2 separate regions of the Homo sapiens genome follow, and region 1 is linked to region 2. A link is an interaction called in ENCODE POLR2A ChIA-PET data of the cell type or tissue named here. Cell type or tissue: OCI-LY7. All regions are shown on one strand. Each heading gives the region's core, and the rest is flanking DNA. Links, peaks and the distances in the headings are about the cores only.

Region 1 (5,386 bases), core at 171-5,170, 100 kb before region 2:
TGCCTTGGCCTCCCAAAGTGCTGGGATTACAGGCATGAGCCACCATGCTCGGCTATTTGTTTAACTTTAACGACCTCTGAACTAGATGAGATTCTAAGAAGATAAGTGAATGTATTTTCTATCTAATAACTAAAAAATGTTAAACTTTATGGGATCTTGCATTCTTTCATAGCTTTAGGACCTTGCAACTTTTAGAACTGTTTAAAGACGTCTCACATGGCTTTGTCTGTCTTACAGTGAGAACTTGGGAGGTCACTCCTTTGATAATCTGGTTTGAGTCAGCAGTGTGCAGTGCTAGATGACATGCCGACAGCATACCTTTTATTTCTGGTATCCACTCTGACATCTCTATTTGTTCCTTCCATACTTGCCCTAGAAATCCAATAAAAGAGTTCAGTGATTACATACTATAAATCAATTCTAAGGTGAGCATTTCCCTCTACACTTAAACGTTTCTGAAACCAGAATCTGTTTAGGAACTCTGGTATGCCAAAGTTTCATTAGCAACATTTTTTTTCTTTTAGGTGAGATATAAAATTATATGATCTTAATTAATGTTGTCTTAGTTCCAATACAGTATTGAGTACCTATGATATGCAGACAGTGCTAAACATCTGGAATGTAAAGAATAGTAATAGCAATAGACAAAGGTAAACAATACATTTCAGTATAGTGATCTTTGGAGACAAGTTTTTCTTCCAGTCTCCTGATTGTCACATAGCCCTTTTCAATTGTATTGATTTGTAATTATCAGTTTACCTGCCTGTCTTCTCCTCTAGCAACTCGAGGGTAAGTATCCTGTCTTAATCACCATTGTATTCCTGCTGCCCAGTACTGTGTGTGGCCTCATAGTCAACATTAAATGATTAAGTGAATGGATGGATTCCCTCAGCCCACATTGTGCTAGGAAGTCCTACTAAAGAAAATTTAGAATTTAGTTTTAATTACCAAGATATTAAGTCAAGTTTCATTGCCTACTCCAACAGGACTTTCAAGCAGTACTGCCCAGAATGCATACCATTAAATGGCATTTTTGCCTTAGTGGTTTTTGGTAAAAGTTGGAAAATCACGGTAATGTGTAAGGATTGTTCTGTGTTTGTACTGATTTCATGGTCAGCTGTCAGCTTGGCTACAATAGCATTCAGAAATGTGGGGATATGTAGAAATGTGGTGACATGAAGTCTTCCCCTTTTTCCAGGGAAGGATTCTGCCTCCTTGATGGTCCTGTTGTTGTCAAGTTCAGACAAAATTAAGTCTAGATGAGCTTTACCTTTTTATGATTATGATTATGATTATGATTATTTTGAGACAGAGTCTCACTCTGTTGCCCAGGCTGGAGTGCTATGGTGCGATCTCAGCTCACTGCAAGCTCCACCTCCAGGATTCAAGCGATTTTCCTGCCTCAGCCTCTGGAGTAGCAGGGATCATAGGCACGCGCCACCACGCCTGGCTAATTTTTGTATTTTTAGTAGAGACAGGGTTTTGCCATGTTGGCCAAGCTGGTCTCAAACTCCTGACCTCAAGTGATCTGCTCACCTTGGCCTCCCAAAGTGCTGAGATTACAGGCGTGAGCCACCACACCCGGCCTACCTTACATTTTGAATAGGTAAATACATCCACAATTGAGAAATAGAGGCAAGATTAAGATTTAAGCGAGATGTAATAAAAGGCATGTGAGTTAGTTTTCTATCACCGCATAAAAAGTTATCACAAATTTAGCAGCTTAAAACAACACCCTTTTACTACTCCACAGTTCCTGTGGGTCAAGAAGCCGGACATGGCTTAACTGGGCCCTCTGCTTAGGGTCTCCCAAGACTGCAAGCAAGGTGTCAGCCAGGCTACATTTGCATCTGGGGGGCTCAACTGGGAAAGATCTGCTTCCAAAGATCACAGGTAGAACTCATTTCCTTGTGTTCATATGACTGAAGTCCCTTTTCTCGCTGGCTGTGGCCAGGGGCTACTCTCAGCTCCAAAGGTCACTTGAAGTTCCTTGCCAGGCGATCCTCTCCTTTCTCTCACAACATGGCAGTGTACTTCAAAGCCAACAGCAGAGAGTCTGACCTAAGAGAGAGTCCTGTACCTGATTAAACCAGGTCCATCCAGGATAATCTCCCTTTTGATTAACTCAAAACACACTGATTTGGGGCCTTGATTACAACTACAAAAATCCCTTTACCTTTACCATATTCTATTGATCAGAAGTAGATCAGAAGTCTCAATCAAATCCAAGAGGAGGATGTTACATGGGGTGAACGTCAGGGGGTAGGAATCCTGGGACCTATCTTAGAATTCAGCCTGCCTCAGCCTGTATAGCCTCTCACTGTAACATCAGGGCAATGGCATGGGGAAACTATAAGGTTAACTTCCTGGAATTCCAGGGTTGACAAGGGCCTCCAGAGTCATTCTCTGCCCCCACATGAATAATCCTTAACCAAACCTGAAAAATGAATGCTTATCCTCTTACAGATACCCAAGAAAAGTGGATCTCTTTGTAATTAGTCCTTGTGGATAATAAAAGTTAGTGTTGCCAGGAGGAAAATAGGTTTCTTGTCCCACACCACATCCATTTCCTTGGCAGTGGCTTTTTAGCTTTCTGGGGCATAGAGTTGGGAGGATTGTGAAGCTAAGGGCTCGAGTGAAAAACACTTCTGGGATCAATTATTGATGCCTTCTTGAGAAGGCATAACAGAAACATCCATGTGATATAGTTACCAATGTTGTCATAAGAAGATGACTAGGCTAGAAGACTTCTGTTCTAGTCCCAGATCCACTCTAGCAAGTGATTTTGAACAAATCACTATCTCTTGGCCCTTGTTTCTTTCTCTGTTTTTTTTTTTTTTTCAAGGCTACCTCCTAGGGTTTTCATGAAGATTAAATGATATAACTCAGATGAAGGTGCTCTGTAATGGTAAATCAATAAACAACTATAAGATAGTATTGCCACTGAGCTTCTTGAAAGAAATTATTCCAGCCCATCTTCTGACACAGTTTTTGGCCCAGCATCTTATTTCTGCTTTCTTTAAATATCAAGTGAAAAATAACCTTCTCAAACTTGGACTTGGTGAACTGACAGCTTCCTGCAATAGCTGTCTGGCTTATCATACGGATAAACAATGTGACAACACCATTGTGACTGGTGAGTCAACCCTCATGTCTTCTGGCTCCTTTGAGTTTGCTATATTAAAATCATGGTTCACCCAAAACAAACAAACAACTTTATTTTAATATCATTGTGTGAGTCCTCGGATTGCCGAAAGTGTGGCCTATACAGGTACATGAAGAACAATCTTGGGATCAGAAAAGCAAATATTTAGAAAGTAAATGCAATACAATTTTCCTGGACTCTAAAGATAGGAAATGTCAATTCGGGAGCTCATACCTGCAGGCTCTGCTCTTCCCCTTCTTCATAACTGCAGAAAATGCAAGAGAGGAAACAGTCACCATCCACTAAACCCTTATTACTCAAAAGTGTGGTCCATGAACCTCCAGCATGGGCATCACCTGAGAACTTATTAAAAATGCAGAATCTTGGGCTGAACCTCAGACCTGCTGAATCAGAATAAGCATTTTAACAAGTTCTCCAAATTATATGCATGTACATTAAAGTTTAAGAAGCTGCACTAAATTTTCCAGACATGGAAAATTCATGTTTAAATTACTAGTATTTTAAACATGATCCAAAAGCATTGCTCTGGCCATTATTTTGTAACCACCCAGTGGGTTCACCTTGCCCGATGCCTAGACAGAGCCAATTTATCAAGACAGGGGAATTGCAATAGAGAAAGAGTAATTCATGCAGAGCTGGCTGTGTGGAGACTGGAGTTTTATTATTACTCAAATCAGTCTCCCAGAGCATTCAGGGAGCAAAGATTTTAAGGATAATTTGGTGGGTGGGGAAGCCCAGTGAGTTGAGAGTGCTGATTGGTTGGGTTGGAGATGAAATCATGGGAAGTTGAAGCTGTCCTTTTGAACTGAGTCAGTTCCTGGTTGAGGGCCAGTTTATCGATGTATAGGTGGTGCCAGCTGATCCATCAAATGCAGGGCCTGCAAAATATCTCAAGCATTGATCTTGGGAGTAGGTTAGGGAGGGTCAGAATCTTGTAGCCTCCAACTGTATAACTCCTAAACCATAATTTCTAATTTTGTGGCTAATTTCTTAGTCCTACAAAGGCAGTCTAGTCCCCAGGCAAGAAGAAGGTTTGTTTTGGAAAAGGGCTGTTGTCGTCTTTGTTTTAAACTATAAACTAAGCTCCTCCCAAAGTTAGTTCAGCCTACGCCCAGGAAGGAACAAGGACAGCTTAAAGGTTAGAAGCAAGATGGAGTCGGTTAGGTTAGATCTCTTTCACTGTCTCAGTTATAATTTTGCAGAGGCGGCTTCAATTTCATATTGCTGGCAGCAAAATACAGTCCGATCTATTAGCAGTTTCTATGTAAGATGAGAGAGCACATTGTTAGGATTTTACCAACTTATATTTTAAAGGTTTCACTTGTGATCTGCTCATTAGAAAACAGTTAATCAGGAACTGATTGGACACAGTTACAATCCAACACCAACTTGGCAGTATTGCAATGACCAAAATGCTGATATCCTTAATGATTATTTTACATAGTAGAACCTCGTATCCAACTCTGCTTCATCTAAATGATGTATGAGGTTCCTGTAAACTCCAGAGGAACCCTATCATATCCGCATCTAGATCCCCTATAGGGCCTAATAAAGTATTTTGTAGCAGAAGTATAATTACTAAGGGTACAAGCTTAGAAAACAAGGCTGTACATTTAGAAGAAAAGGAAAATAAATAATGGTGGGGGAAGGGGGGCAAGCAGAAAAAGATGGCCTGGACTTCATTTATCTCTAACCCAGGTGTGATGGGTCCTTGGGAGCCATCTCCTCCAGCTTTGAAAACAGGGTTCAGCCTACATCACATCTGCATCAAGCAAAGGCTGTTCATAAAGCTTCAGAGAACAATGTCAATCTTATCAGATATTTTGTGGAAGACAAAGAGATGGCTTATATCACATCTGATAAAAGAAAAACTTCAGCTGAATTAAATTTAAAGGAATTTAATTGAGCAATGAATGATTTGTGAGTTGGGCAGCCCCCTAAGCCAGAATAGGCTCAGAGACTCCTGCACAGCCACGTGGGGGAAGAAGATTTATGGAAAGAAAAAGGGAAGTGATGCAAAGAAAACAGAAGTGAGGGACAGAAACAGCTGGATTGTTTACAGTTTGGCATTTACCTTATTTGAACATGGTTTGAACAGTTGTCTACATTTGCTTGCCCAAAACTCAGTGATTGGCACAAGTGTAGGCTACAGTCTGTTTACACCTCCACTTGTTATAGTCTATGATGTACAGAGAAACCTTTAGGCTGAACTTAAATATG
Region 2 (5,386 bases), core at 287-5,286:
AAGGACCTCTTGGTTCCTTTCAAGTTTTGGCAATGATAAATAAAAATGTAAATAGCTGTATAATTTTTATATGGACGTAAGTTTTCAGTTTATTTTGTTAAATAACAAGGAGCTTGTTTGCTGGATCATATGGCAAGAGTAGGTTTAGTTTTGTAAGACACTTGCAAACTGCTTTCCAAATTGGCCATTTTGCATTCCCACCAGCAATGAATGAGAGTTCCTGTTGCTCCACATCCTCGCCAGTATTTGGTGTTGTCAGTGTTCTGAATTTTTGCCATTCTAATAGGAATGCATTGATATCTCATTGTTGTTTTAATTTGCCTTTCCCTGATGACATATGATGTGACATATGATGACATCTTTTCATATGCTTATTTGCCCTCTGTTTATCTTCTTTGGTGAAATGCCTGCTGTTTCCATCTTTTGTCCATTTTTTAATTGAGTTGTTTATTTTCTTATTGTTGGGTTTTCAGAATTCTTTCTGTATTTTGGATAACTCTTTCATCAGACATGTCTTTTGCAAACATTTTCTCCAAGTCTGTGGCTTACCTTTTCATTCTCTTGATCCCTCCAGCTTTTTATTTAGAAAATTTTCAGTCCTATAGAAAAAAATACAAAAATAGTAAAATAAGCACTCACACATTATTCATATACATCCACCAGTTGTTAATATTTTGCCACATTTGCTTTATCTCTCTCATGAGCTCCATCTGTTGATTTTACTGAACCATTAGAAGTGATAAATGGCATGTCACATCATCCCAAAAAACACCAATATGCATCTCCTAAGCATGACTTCTTACTGCCTAATCATGACACATCATTATTAAACTAAAAATAATAACTCAGTAATATCCAACAACATACTGCATTTTTAAAGTTCTCCAGTAGTTCCCAGAATCAAATCAAGCAAGGCTCACCCATCGTCTACAGTCTCACAATCTAGGACAGTTCCCCTGCCTTTTTTTGGCATTGACCGATTCATATTGAACCAATTTTATGTCATTGGTTGATTCCTAATGAACCATTTCCTTGTCTACAAGCTCTTGGCTTGCCCTCTTACAGTGATGAGTTGGAGTCTCTCCATGACAGCACCAGACTGGAAATTCTTAACATGCTTTCCAGGCTCATTAACATTGAGATAGTCAAAATCTACACGATGTCCTCAATAATTTTGAGAACAGGCCATGAAAGAAAATGTTGTGAAAAATGTGTTTATGGTTAATGATTCAACACAGTTAACAGAGGTGACTTGGCTTTCTGCCCTGCCCTCATGGCAACATGCGGCTTCCCAGTTCAGCACTGTCCTCTGCTGTTAGGGCCTGGGAATTCTGAATGAGATTCAGTCCTTGGAGTTGAAAAAGTAATTTACCTGATGCTTGGTGGTGTGAATGTTTGTGACAGTTTTTGTGCTAATACATTTTGAAGGACATGTTCTCTCAAAATAGCCCCTTCCACTTTCTGAATCCACACTCCAGTTTTCTTTTTAACTTCAGTGAGTGGTAGTCTATTTGACCTGATGTGCAGATCTTCTGGCACATACATTTCTGCTGTCTCTTGGCATAACAAATTGGCAGTCTATCCCTATGTTATGTACACTGTTTATATTGAAAATTTGTCTTTAATTGGTCTGATACTACATCATCTGCTAGGGCCAGTAGTTTGTCATCAGCCAATTTGTACACCTGAGGCCCTCAAACAAACACGTGCTTACAATGTTTCTGGCACTATTTTTAAAGCTTGTAAGAATTAAATGAGATAGCACAACAACCCCATGAGGGTAAGTACCGTTAATCCCATAATATGGATGAGGAAACTGATTCATTTAGAGGGATTAAGCAATTTGCCCAATACCACATGGCTAGTAAGTGACAGAGCTGGGTTTTAGCTCTGACACTTTGATTCTGGAACCTGCACATTTCATCATTATGTCAGATGCCCTGAAGAGGATACTGTATATCATCTCATCTCACATGCTGTGTTCAGGCAGGTGACGTGCTGCTCAATGCTGGTTTTGATGTCTTTACTAAACTACTGATCTATTTTTGAGATTTAAATCTCAAAACAGTGATACTAGTGAGAAGTAGTCCACCTTTGTTAATCCACCAAATGTTCCGGTTAGGGAACCTAATTTTGGTAACTTCAAGGCCTCTCCTGCTATTGGGAGCTAAGCATCCTTCACTCTGGACTCTCACTTGCTTCACTTTAGAATGAGAGCTTTTTAGGGTAAAACTCAGGAAGTAGGATGACTGAAAGAAAAGCCTTTCTTCTCCACAGTAGCTTATGGGGAAACTAGTAAATTAATTGCCATTATTCCTTGCCACTAAAGGATGAGTTCTTATGGTAGCAATAAATAGACAATAGGGCTGTGCAGACCTCCAACAAACTGTCTTTTCTGGGGTCAAAAGGGGTCTGAATTAACCTCTTCTTAAATTACAGCTCTGTGACACCTGCAGGCACTCATAACAAATAAGAACACCAGGCCAGGCACAGTGGCTCATGCCCGTAATCCTAACATCTTGGGAGGCTGAGGTGGGTGGATTGCTTGAGCTCAGGATTTCAAGACCAGCCTAGACAGCATGGCAAAACCCCATCTCTACAAAAAAAAAAAAAAAATACACAAATTAGCCAGGCGTAGTGGTCCATGCTTGTAGTCCCAGATACTCAGGAGGCTGAGGTGGCTGACTTGAGCCCTGGGAGGTCAAGGCTATAGTGAGCCATGATTGCACCACTGCATTCCTGCCTGGCTGACGGAGTGAGACCAATAGGGCAGCAAGAAACAAAACCTCAACACTGAACCGGAATGTCCATGACATACTGTAAAAAAAGAAACCTCAAATGGACAATAACTGTATAGTGCTAGTTGTAATGATTGTGCCTTTTTTTTTTTTTTTTTTTGAAACGGAGTCTCGCTCTGTCACCCAGACTGGAGTGCAATGGCACGATCTCCACTCACTGCAACCTCTGCTTCCCGGGTTCAAGCGATTCTCCTGCCCAAGCCTCCTGAGTAGCTGGGATTACAGGCACACACCACCACGCCCGGCTAATTTTTTGTAACTTTAGTAGAGACGAGGTTTCCCCATATTGGCCAGGCTGCTCTGGAACTCCTGACCTTGTGATCTGCCCACCTTGGCCAAGAAATCTCTTTAAGTATTCATTTGTACTTTAAGGTAATGCTCGATCTCGCTCTTAGTACAGCTGAATTGTCCTTCAAAAAGATGATCTGGTTATGTTTGACCTCTTCCTCAAGGGACCAAAAAGGGAAGTTCTCAGCTTTTTATAGTATGAGGTCCCTAGAGGTTTTCACTTTGGGGATTTAAAAACAAGTTTCCTGTAGCTATATGGAGGAAAAAAAAAAAAAAACCTAAAGGGGAACATGGAAGAATTATAATGATTGGGGCATGATAATTATGTCCAGTTTTTAAAACTCCATTCTTAAAAATGTCTTATAATTTATAGGTTAAAAATTTAAATGTTTAGAGGAAGCAGGACAGGTTTATGAGTCTCTGACCTGGGAATGGAGTGGGAGGAATAGAGAAGGTGGGGTTGCAAGAGGAGAAAGGCAGAGGAATTTCCTACCGTCTTCCTGTTTTTTGTTGATGGTTAGTGATTAATGAGACAAGCTGTTCTGTTTCTCTGGGAGTCTTGACTGTCTTGAAGAAAAAAAAGAAAATTTATTGCAACCCAATGCAGCTTCAGATTTTTCCTCTATTTTTTTTTTTCAATTAAAAACGTAACTGTCCCTAATTTAGGAACTGAAATTCCCAAACCTCCCCATTCACCTATTCAGGAAGAAATGAAATGGAACCTAACATCTACATTTCTTGGGTATAATATCAAAACTTTAATACTATGGGGATGAACATGTAAGCAAATGCAACTCTATCTCCCCATAATGTTGGAAGAATCTAACTTGAAACCAGACATTTGGTTTGGATCTTGGCACTTTCTTGCATGGAAATATTCCAAGAAGGTGCATTGACTCTTGATTTGATCTAGAAAACTGGGTTCTTTCCAGAGCCCACCCAGGATGGCACCTCATAGACTAACTATGGACTTTTCCATCAATACTGGAAAACAGTTTCATCTAATCCCCGGACCAAAGGTGACTCGGACTCCAAGTGAGCTTCCTCAGGTTTGTTTGTTAATTTATCCAATCATCCATTCACTCAGCAAACATTTATCAATCATTTGCTATGTATATGCCAGACACTACACCAGATTTTGCAAGCACAGAGATACAAAATCCCTTGCTTGCAGGAAAACCTTTGGTTTCAATAAATGATAGGAGAGGGGTTGCAGGGGTACTATCTATGAAAGTTCAAAGGAAGCATCTAACTTAGGGTGGTAGGGGATGGGGCTGAGCAGAAGGATCAGGAAGGTGTTGGATGGCAGGAGGCTTTTAGCTGAGCCTTGAAAAGGCAAGGGGAGGTTGGCCGCTTTGATGGGGTGGGCTAAGGACTATCCATGCAGAAGAAAGAGCAGGTATTAAAGGTGTCAAGGCAGGGAGTTACCTCCTTTGGGAACTACACATAAAGAAGAATGGCTAGGGCCTGGTGTATGGGATTGGGGTGGGAAACCCAAGGCAGGAAGAAGACAGATCCCAAGAGGTCTGGTGTGCATGCTGAGGGGATCAGGTGCCATCTCAATGCCATGGGGAGTCATTGAAGGAAAAGCAGTTAGAGCCATGGGATCCAGTTCACATATGATCAATCACCCAAACAAAGGAAAGTTTACTCAACAACATGTTTTCATTTGGACTTCATTTTGTCAAAGCATGAAAGTGATGTCAGAAATAGAAATGAGTGTATTCATGGCACACCACCACACCCAGCTAATTTTTGTACTTTTTGCAGAGAACTCCTGACCTCAAATGATCCACCTGCCTCGGCCTCCCAAAGTGCTGGGATTACAGGCGTGAGCCACTGTGTCTGGCCTAAAACACATTTTCTAAGATTTCTTTACTTCTGGGCCACCTCCACAAAATTTTATGGTTCTGGGAACCCCTATCTGAAAAAGCACAGGTATCAGCAATAAGTATAATGAACACTCACTAGAGGGAAAGTCATTTTGGTTTGGGTTGGTTATGGAAGCAGTGTCATATGAAAAGGGCTGGACTGTACTGCAGAAATAGAAGACCCACAAATTGCTATGGCTTATAACAGAAAAATAAAGATTTAGATGTCACTCATATGTCCATTATTGAACAGTTGTGACTCTGCTCCCTGTCACCTTCCCTCCAGGACCGAAGCTGACAGAGCACCCTCTATCCAATCATTGCCTGTCTTATGTCAGAGGGAAAGGAGATGGCAAATCATGCATCAGCCCTTAAAGCTCTGCCCAGAAGTGGTACATTACCATTTCTGCCCACATTTCACTGGCCAGA

What was found. ChIA-PET counts read pairs that join two places held together with the same protein. Peaks named below come from ENCODE experiments on the same cell type or tissue, not always from the same donor. Only the 100,000 strongest peaks of a DNase experiment are listed, where the experiment ranks them.
Region 1: POLR2A ChIA-PET joins it to region 2 with 11 read pairs; 3 of 35 experiments call an interaction of 5 or more read pairs at or near these places.

What each region holds. Positions count from the first base shown.
Region 1 is chr12:68,998,026-69,003,411 of GRCh38, reverse strand. No RefSeq gene overlaps it. Among named protein-coding and RNA genes, the nearest start is that of TODL, 6.9 kb to the left of the region's middle. In OCI-LY7, for the core only: no CTCF peak of the experiment used is centred there; no DNase peak of the experiment used is centred there.
Region 2 is chr12:68,895,249-68,900,634 of GRCh38, reverse strand. All of the region lies in intron 2 of CPM (carboxypeptidase M), which reads left to right. Among named protein-coding and RNA genes, the nearest start is that of CPM, 35 kb to the left of the region's middle. In OCI-LY7, for the core only: no CTCF peak of the experiment used is centred there; a DNase peak (open chromatin) is centred at 3,264; H3K4me3 peaks cover 1,096 bases; H3K27ac peaks cover 505 bases.